Regions from separate parts of the Homo sapiens genome. Here region 1 is linked to region 2. Evidence: read pairs that join two places in POLR2A ChIA-PET (ENCODE). Cell type or tissue: Caco-2. All regions are shown on one strand. Region 1 overlaps CERS6 (ceramide synthase 6). Region 2 overlaps CERS6 (ceramide synthase 6).

Region 1 (5,000 bases), 56 kb after region 2:
CTCCCCTATCTCTGTCCCATTCCAGTTGCTCCCAAGGTGCCAGTGATTTAGAAAATCCCAACATGAAACAGAGTGTAATTATGATTTTCGTTATGTAGATGAGAAAATAGAGAAGTTCTGTGGTGTCTCCAGGCCCAGGAAGAAGCAATTTCTTTTCTGGTGGCATCAGAGATTCTCTTAACTATATTTATTTAGTGTTGATAACACTTTTTTTGGAGTAATTTCATCTAGTTGCATAGTTTCATGTCTTTTGGTGTTCTCATTGCCTTGAATGCCATCCTTTTTTTTCTATCTGTACAGGTACTAAAAATGGCCTTTTATTTTTATTCCATTTGTTTTCTCCTTTGTCTCAGTCACAGTGTAGCCCTTTGCTAGAAGAGCCCCGTGGAGTTAGCTAAATTGTAGCTGTCTCAGGGCTTTCCATGTTAGATTTTTGTATCATTGAGGTTTTGAGTCTTACCTGGGATAGAGACCATCTTGTTCATCTCTATTTTTAACAATACTTACTTTTAATTTTTGGCATTAAAAATTTGAACTCTCATTTTAAGATGTTGAAAAATACAGAAAAACATTTTTTAAAGAATATAAAGTAAGCCATAATCCCATTGTTTGGCAACAAATACCGGTAACCTTTTAATATATTTTCAGTTTCTTTTATATGGCAGAAATTTATATGTAAATAAACAGTGACCAGATAGACATTGTTTTCTCTCATTTCTGAGCATTTTTTTATGTTACTAAATATTCATTGAAAGCATTTAAGTTATTTACCTTTAAAATAAATATAAAGTGTATATAAGCACAAATTTAAAGTAGTACAGAAAAGTATGAAATACACATTGTCTTAACCCTAAAAGGTTATTGCCTTTAACAGTTTCTCACTACTCTTCCTGATAACAAATTTTAAAAGTACCTACACAAGTGGAATATTATACTTGTTGTGTATCTTGCATTTTATACTTGTTGTATATCTTGCATTGATTTTCGCATGAATGTTCATCAGGGATATTGGCCTGAAATTTTCTTTTTTTGTTGTGTCTCTGCCAGGTTTTGGTATCAGGATGATGCTGGCCTCATAAAATGAGTTAGGGAGGAGTCCCTCTTTTTCTATTGTTTGGAACAGATTGGAATAGTTTGGAATAGATTGGAATAGTTTGGAATAGTTTGGAATAGACTGGAATAGTTTGGAATAGATTGGAATTGTTTGACGACTTCTTTTCCTATTTGAATACCTTTTATTTCTTTCTCTTGCCTAATTGCCATGGCCAGAACTTCTCATATTATGTTGAATAGGAGTGGTGAGAGAGGGCATCCTTGTCTTGTGCCCAAAGGGAATGCTTCCAGCTTTTGCCCATTCGGTATGATGAGTTTCTGCTGAAAGATCTGCTGTTAGTGTGGTGAGCTTCCCTTTATATGTGACCTGGCCTTTCTCCCTGGCTGCCCTTAACATTTTTTCCTTCATTTTGACCTTGGAGAATCTGACAATTATGTGTCTCAGGGTTGATCTTCTCGTGGAGTATCTTAGTGGTGTTCTCTGTATTTCCTGAATTTGCATGTTGGTCTGTCTTGCTAGGTTGGGGAAGTTATCCTGGGTAATATCCAGAAGTGTGTTTTCCAGCTTGTTTCCATTCTCCCCATGTCCTTCAGGTAGGTACTCCAGTCAATCATTGGTTCGGTCTTTTTACGAGATCCCATATTTCTTGGAGGCTTTGTTATTCCTTTTCATTCTTTATTCTCTAGTCTTGTCTGCATGCCTTATTTCAGTAGGGCGGTCTTCAAACTCTGATATGCTTTCTTCCGCTTGGTTGATTTGGCTATTGATAGTTGTGTATGCTTCACGAAGTTCTCGTGCTGTGTTTTTCAGCTCCATCAGGTCATTTATGTTCCTCTCTAAACTGGTTATTCTAGTTAGCAGCTCCTGTCACCTTTTATCAAGGTTCTTAGTTTCTTTGCATTGGGTTAGAACATGCTCCTTCAGCTCAGTGTAGTTTTTTATTACCCGTCTTCTGAAGCCTACTTCTGTCAGTTTGTCCATCTCATCCTCCGTCTAGTTCTGCACCCTTGCTGGGGCGACGTTGCGATCATTTGGAGAAGAGTCATTCAGGCTTTTTGGGTTTTCAGTGTTTTTTCCTTGATTCTTTTTCATCTTCGTGAGTTTGTCTAGTTTCGATCTTTGAACCTGCTAACCCTTGGATGCGGTTTTTGTGGGGCTTTTTTTTTTTTTTAATTGTTGATGCTGTTGTCGTTGCTTTCTGTTTGTTTTTCTTTCAATGGTCAGGTCCATTTTCTGCAGGGCTGCTGCAGTTCCCTGGGGGTTCATTTCAGGCCCTATTCATCTGGCTCGCTCCCGCGTCGGGAGATGTCACTCAAGGAGGCTGGAGAACAGCAAGGATGGGTGCCTGCTCCTTCTTCTGGTATCTCTGACTTCGAGGGGCACCAACCTCAAGCCAGTAGGATCACTCCTGTATAGGGTTCCTGACAACCCCTGTTGGACGGTCTCACCCTGTTGGGTGGCATGGGGAACAACAGGACCCGTTTAACAAAGCACTTTGTCCCTTGGTGGAAGGGGTGTGCCTCACTGTGGGGAAACACAGTCATCTGGGCTGCCCAGATTCCTCAGAACTACCAGGAGGAAAGGCTAAGTCTGCTGGTCCGCAGAGACTGCGGCCACCCCTCCCACTAGGAGATTAGGTCCAAGGAGATCCGTATTCTGTCCCTGAGCCTCTGGCTGGAGTTATTGGAGTTCCTGCAGGGAAGCCCCACCCAGTGAGGATCAGGCCTGAGGAGGCACTCTGGCTGCAGTCTGCCACAGCCGGTGTGTTGGGCTGTCGGGGACACGTCTTGGGACCAAGCCGTCCAGCCTCCCTGGCTCCAGCAGGGGAAAAGCATGGCCTGGAGCTATAGTGATAGATGCTGCCTTTCTCCTGCCCAGGGAGCTTAGCATGTTAAGCAGTGTGAGTCCCAGTGCTGGCTGCTGCCCCTCCCTTAAGGAGCTCATATGGCTTAGACAGCAGGCAGCCGCAGCTGTGGTGCTGGTCACCCTTCCCCCTGGGAGCTCAGTAGTCTTAAGCAGATTCCAGCTGAAGGGCTATTGAGAATCCGTGTGGCTCTGGAGTTGGGACGCTAGGCCCCGGTGGAATGCGTTCACGAGTGGGATCTTCTGATCCATGGGTTGCACCATTCCGTGGAAAAGGCACGGATTCCCTGGCTGGGTAGCATGTTCACTTACTGCTTCCCTTGGTTGGGGGGAGAGGGTTCTCCTGGCTCTCAGGTGGGCCGCCATACCACACTGCGCTTCCTTCCTCTCCGTGGATCATGCCAGCCTCCTAGTGAGTTCTGATGAGAGAACGTGGATACCTTGGTTGCCAGTGAAGGATTCACACGCTTACTATGGTTCTTTTTGATTGGAGCCTCAGATCGCCACTGTTTATAGTCGGCCATCTTGGCCCTGCCCAACAATGTTTTGATACCAGTTTTTTTTTTTTTTTTTTTGAATGAGGATGACCATCTTTTCATATGTCTATTGGTCATTTGTTACTTATTTCTGTATACTACCTTTTTATATCTCGTGTGCATTTTTAATTAAACTTCGACATGAGAAATTTATTGGTATTCTTATTTTTCCAAATCATTGGCTATATTTCACATTATAAAACTCAGCCTGATGGGCATGAAATGGTCTTGGTACATTTTCCTGATGTGGCTGAATATCTTGTTGTATGTTTATTGATGTTTCCATTTGTTCTTTTGAAAATTGCCTACTTAACGTCTTTTGCCCATTTTTCTGTTGATCATCAAAAATCTTTAAAAATGTGAAAATCTAGGATGTAGAAGAGTCTGGAAATTTTCATCTTCAAAACTTTATGGTTAATTTCTTGAAGCTTTAGCTAGCAAAAGTGATCCTAAATTCAAGTGGCAGAGATAATGCAGATGCAAGAATGGATAGTTATCCTATGATGACAGAGTATTTTAGTGGTCAACCTAAATAATTCAATTCTTCAGATTCACTTTTGCTTATATCGTTGATATCATAACAACATGGTGGGACTTTGATCAGAGTTCTGTACTGTCAGAAAGGGCCCAGTGGCTATTTTCTTAGAGAATAGTCCCAGTAGCAAGAAATAAGAACAACAATATAATATGAACACACGTAGAGATCTAATGTACATGAGGCCTGAGTTAACAACATTGTATTGTTTTGGAGATTTTTTAATAAAATAAATAAACCTATTTATTTTAAATAAGTAGATTCTAGCTGCTTTTGTCACACACACAGTGAGATGATAGATATATTAATCTGCTTCACTATAGTAGCCATTTTACTATATATGTATCCTATAACATGTTGCACACCTCAAATATACACAACAAAATTTATAAAACAAAAAAAGAACAACAGTGTAAGTCTTTGTAACCATTAAATACCATGCCCTACCAGGATATGTAATTTTCTGTGGGAAATATTCACAGTAGGAAAGTAAAGCAAATTATAAATATATGTAGTATGATGTAATTTTGTTTAATAAAAACATGGTAAGCAAAGTATAAAGAAAGATCTGGTAGCATGTGGGGGAGGGATAGCAGAAAAATGTTCAAATGTTAATAATGGTTATCTTTGATAGCATTCCTTGCGATTTTTAATATTATTACAAGTGCTTTTTGTTACTTTCTACACTTGATGTAATATACACTGCTTTTAAAATTCACAAAAATTACAAAAATGAAGATAGTAGAATTTTGATGGGCAATAAACATTTCTTGAGTTCTTGGAGAACATGGACTATTGTGTTATTTGTAAATGCCTTTGCTTTGTCCATAGTTCTCTTTCACCACAAGATTAATTATACCTTTATAAGCTGTGCCACCTTTTTTCCACATGGGCTTTGTTATTACTCAACAACAAAGGAAACACAAAATAAATATAAATACATGTAGTATGATGCAATTTTGTTTAATAAAAACATGGTAAGCAAAGTATAAAGAAAGAGCAAAGTGTAAAG
Region 2 (5,000 bases):
GGGTTGTGTCTTAGGGTTCTCCAGAGAAAACCAATAGGATGGATGGATAGATAGATGATAGATAGATAAATATGTTAGATAGATTAGATAGGAGATTTATTAGAGGAATTGGCTCACATGATCTTGGTGGCTGAGACGTCCTGCAATAGGCTGTCTGTAAGCTGGAGTCCCTGCAGCATCAGTACCTTGGCTCAGTCTAAGTGAAAAGGCCTGAGAACGTAGTAGGGACTGCTTTTGTAAGTCCTGGAGTCCCAAGGCTGGAGAGCCTGGGGTCCTGATGTCCAGAGGCGGGAGGAGAAGAGTGTGTGCTAGCTCCAGGAGAGACAGGAAATCCTTTTCCTCTGTTTTTTTTCTATCCAAGACCCCAGGCAATTGGATAGTGTCTGCCCATATTGAGGGCAGATCTTCCCCATTTAATTTGCTCAGAGTCACATACTAATCTCCTCTGGAAACACAGTCATATACATACCCCAAAATAATGCTTTACCAGTTCTCTAGGTATGCCTTAATCCAGTGAAGTTGACACCCAAAATTAACCATCACAGGTTGCTATGACAAAATACCATAGACTGGTGGCGTAAACAACAGAAATTTATTTTTCATGGTTCTGGAGACAAGCCTAAGATCAAGGCACCAGCAGATGCAGTGTCTGGTGAGGCACCTCTTCCTGGTTTGCAGAGGCTCTTTGTCTTTTTTTTTGTATACTCACATGGTAGAGTGAGGGAGGAAAGGAATGAGGGAGAGACAGAGAGAGAGAGAGAGAGAGAGAGAGAGAGAGAGAGAGAGAGAGAGTCTCATAGGGCACTAATTCCATTCATGGTTGGTTCCACCCTTGTAATTGCTTCTCAAGGCCCTACACCCTAGTTCCATCACACTGGGGTTGTAGGCCTCAACATGCAAGTTTGGGGGGACATAAACATTCAGTCCATAGCCATGTGTCTCTACATTTTATTTAACACAACTATATAAGCTCATTTGCACTTTGTTTTTCACTTACTATATCTTGAACATCTTTTTATGGAAATATTGAAAAGTCAACTTTTTTCTAGTAAATGGTTGTGCAGAATTTTTAACATTTTATATAGCATATAAAATGCATATATTTATCATAATTTAACCACTCCCCTATCAGTGCTTCTTGAGATCATTTCCAATCATATGCTATTAAAAGCAATGTCACAGTGGCAACTTTTGTACGTCTTTCTTTCTTTCCATGTGAATTACCTTAAATTTCTATTAGTGTGAAGTGGCTGGGTCTGTTTGAATTTTGATAGATATTGGAGAATTGTCCCCTTAGGGGATTGTACGTGTTTATATATTTCTGCTCACTGAAGGAAAGTTTCTAACAGTATGATTGAACTTGCAAACGCTTGCCAATTGACTGTGTGAAAAATGGTATTATTTTAACTTGCGCTTTTTAAAAGTGAAGTTAAGCACATTTTTATATGTTTTAAAGCCACTTGTATTTAGTTTTCCACGAATTAATGTTTTTGTCTTTTTTGGGAGTGTTTATTGTTTTATAAAGGCTTCCTATGCAAAAAGAAAGAAATATGCTCTTTTTCATGTATACTGAGAATATTTGCTTATGTGCTTTGTCTTTTGACTTCATGATATTTTTCCCTGGCTGAAGGTTTCAAGTTTTATGTAGTCTGATCATTCAGGGTTTTTTTTTTTGTTTGTTTGCTTTGTTTTGTTTTTTCCTTAGAGTACTTTCTCTTGAACTAGTCAGTTTCCCCAGAGAACAGCTTTTCTCTAGCCTGCTTGATGGTTATAAGCCTGCTGCCACTGTTCTGAGAGCTGAGCAGTGAGATGAAGATTTATCTTAATCCTGTTTTGGTCACTGTACTCAGTGTCCCAAAAGCCAGGTCCTCTGTGATTCAACCTTCCCAGGAGTAAACCACCCCTCTCTGCTGGGGCTGGGGAGAGCAGTCACCTGGTTTCGGGGACCCAATCTGGAGGTGTTCATGTTCCTTGTACAGACTTTGGACCAGTATCCTGTTCCAGCTGAACTTTACACCCTGACCTCCAGAGGTATCTGGTGCCTACAGTTGTCAAACATTTCTGGCATTCTCTAGTCTAAAGCCTCTCTACTCAAAGTGTGAACCATAGACCATCAGCCTCTGCCCCATCACCAGGGAGCTTGTTAGAAATGCAGCACTTCAGGCTCCACCCCAGATCTGTTGACTTGGAATCTGGGCATCACCAGGTGATTCTCGTGCATGTGAAAGTGTAAGACATCTTTCTTTGATTTCCATCCCTGGAGACTTTTATCACTGGAGCTGGTTAGGCTTCAGCTATCTCCACTTGGCTTAATCAGTTACCCTGGCCCTTCTGTCTTGGGTGACATCTCTTATTTGTTATCATCATCATTAGTCCTTTTAGAATTTTACCCTGTTTAATTTAATCTTTAGTGACTTAGGTCTCAAGAGGTCTTGGAGATAAAAACATTTACTTTATTTATTATGTTTAACAAAAATTCTCTCTGAATATTTCATTATGTTTTTTGTTAAATTTTTGAGCCATCTTGAATTAATTTTGGTGTGAGAGATGAGAACTTCGTTAATTTTGGTGTCAGAAATGGGAACTCCAGATTTTGTTTTCTTCCCCCAGTTGGCTGGCAAATAGTCCTAACATCATTTACTAAATAATCCATATTTTTTTCTCTGATTTGAAGTGCTACCTCGATCATATTCTAAATTTCTACCATATGATGACAATTTTAATTATTGTAACTTTATAATTTATCTTACTAGTTAGTACTAATTTCTATTCATTTTTAGAGACAGAGTTTAAAACTCTGAGTTAAAATAAATGACTTCTGTATTTCCCATTTATTTTCATCTGTATTTTTATTTATTCCATTTTATGTTTACTTGTTCAAAATGATAGGGTCATTGACATATTTTCATTTCTAACTAGATTTTTAAATATAGCAAGTAGATATGCATGTGTGTGTGTATATATAATGTTTAAATTACAGACTTTATTTTCTTTTTTCACATATGACAAATTTGAAGCCATTCCTAGGAGAATCCATTTCTTTCTATCTTTTGGGAAGGGCACAATGTAAGTACTGTTAAATGCAATAGAAAGTTTAATGCATGCTTATGGTATGGCAGGCAGGTTGAGTGTTGCGATCACTTGTGCCCAAGCCTGAGATGTTAAATACCCTTTCTTTTTTATTTTGTTTTGTTTTTTGAGACAGAGTTTTGCTCTTGTTGCCCAGGCTGGAGTGCAATGGCGCGATCTCGGCTCACTGCAACCTCCTCCTCCTGTGTTTAAGTGATTCTCCTGCCTCAGCCTCCTGAGTAGCTGGGATTACAGGCATGTGCCACCACACCCAGCTAATTTTGTATTTTCAGTAGAGACGGGGTTTCTCCATGTTGGTCAGGCTGGTCTCGAACTTCCGACCTAAGGTGATCTGCCCGCCTCGGTCTCCCAAAGTTCTGAGATTACAGGCATGAGCCACGAATCCCGGCCTTAATACCTTTTCTGGTCTTTACTAGCGTGCCTGTCCTAAGCAAAGGTCTTACATTTGAATTCTTCCACCACCATTTGTTAGAGCTGTGATGCTGGGTAAGCTAAAGAACCACTCTGATCCTGTGAAATGGTGATCATTTTTTCCTTTCAAATAGTGAGGATTGGAATTAAGGCAGTAAAGTGCTTAACTGGATCCCTGGCCCATAGTAGGTAGCAGCGACTGGGTTTTGCTTCTTTAAACTTGTGAGAGAAATGGATATGGATGAGTCTTTGAGTCCTTTAATCAGCAGGGCACTAAGTTGTTCATCTAGATATGCCAGTGGAGTAAAAGTATAGGGAGTCTTCCCCAATGTCTTTGCCTTAGCATACGTAATTGACTTTCAGTTGTCCACACAAATGGAGAGGAGAAATGGCAGAGTAAATAACAATAGATAATGTGTTAAACCTTTATATGTCTTTATATGTCTAGGAATTAATCTGACAAATACTTTTGCAGAATATAATAATAAAATTTCATAGCTGGAAGAGAACTTTGAAATTATAAAACCTCTTAATGTTAGAGATGAAAAAAACAGACCTAGAGAGTTAATGACTCATCCAAGATCATACAGTGGTGTGATCTTAGTGGCAGAGCTAGCATCAGAAACGCATATGTTAATTCCAAGTTCCGGGTTCTTTATTTACCGTTTAAGGTTATGTTTGCTTTAAGTGCATATCTAGAGCCACTAATGTGTCTGAGAACTGGCATCTGGGACCTCAGCCTAGTGTAGGAAAAAGAACATATGAGCTTGGAGGAATAGAAATGCTTTTGAACTTCTGCTGAGTTTTTTTGAAGCCAGATATTAGGGTTTGAGCCACTAAATTTAGGGTGAAAACCTAGAACTGGGGAAAGTTATGTGAAATAGAGTAGACATATATCTAAGTCAGAATAAGAGGGAAATGTTGGAACCCTCAGACAAGCCAGAGTCTGTTGAGGACATAAATTGTGGATAGAAGTCTTGAGTAGCATGGGGAGTCCATGTTAGAAAGATAGCCGGGAATTAGGGGCACGCTTCTATCATGGGCTAGAAGTCCAGGCTTACTGGTGCTATGTAGAGAAAGCATGCAGGAAATGAAACATCACTCTGAAAGTTGCTGGGCACCAACCTGGGCTTGACTCGCAGAGAGGCATCTGCAGAGGATCCTTGAGGAGCTTGTGGTTTGAAAGAGGGACAGTTGGCCAGGCTGGCCGGGCGCAGTGGCTCACGCCTGTAATCCCAACACTTTGGGAGGCTGAGGTGGGCGGATCATGAAGTCAGGAGATCGAGACCATCCTGGCTAACATGGTGTAACCCCGTCTCAACTAAAAATACAAAAAATTTGTCAGGCGTGGTGGCTGGCACCTGTAGTCCCACCTACTCTGGAGGCTGAGGCAGGAGAATGATGTGAACCTGGAGGCGGAGCTTGCAGTGAGCTGAGACTGTGCCACTGCACTCCAGCCTGGGCAACAGAGGGAGACTCCGTCTCAAAAAAAAACGGAC

Evidence for each region. Peaks named below come from ENCODE experiments on the same cell type or tissue, not always from the same donor. Only the 100,000 strongest peaks of a DNase experiment are listed, where the experiment ranks them.
Region 1: POLR2A ChIA-PET joins it to region 2 with 5 read pairs; 4 of 35 experiments call an interaction of 5 or more read pairs at or near these places.

What each region holds. Positions count from the first base shown.
Region 1 is chr2:168,532,197-168,537,196 of GRCh38, forward strand. The region is part of intron 1 of CERS6 (ceramide synthase 6); the gene reads left to right. Among named protein-coding and RNA genes, the nearest start is that of MIR4774, 48 kb to the right of the region's middle. In Caco-2, no CTCF peak of the experiment used is centred here; no DNase peak of the experiment used is centred here.
Region 2 is chr2:168,476,428-168,481,427 of GRCh38, forward strand. All of the region lies in intron 1 of CERS6 (ceramide synthase 6), which reads left to right. It overlaps LOC102724081 (a long non-coding RNA gene), which reads right to left. Exons shown (of 4, transcript XR_002959433.2): 1 at 1-5,000. Among named protein-coding and RNA genes, the nearest start is that of CERS6, 23 kb to the left of the region's middle. In Caco-2, no CTCF peak of the experiment used is centred here; a DNase peak (open chromatin) is centred at 2,064.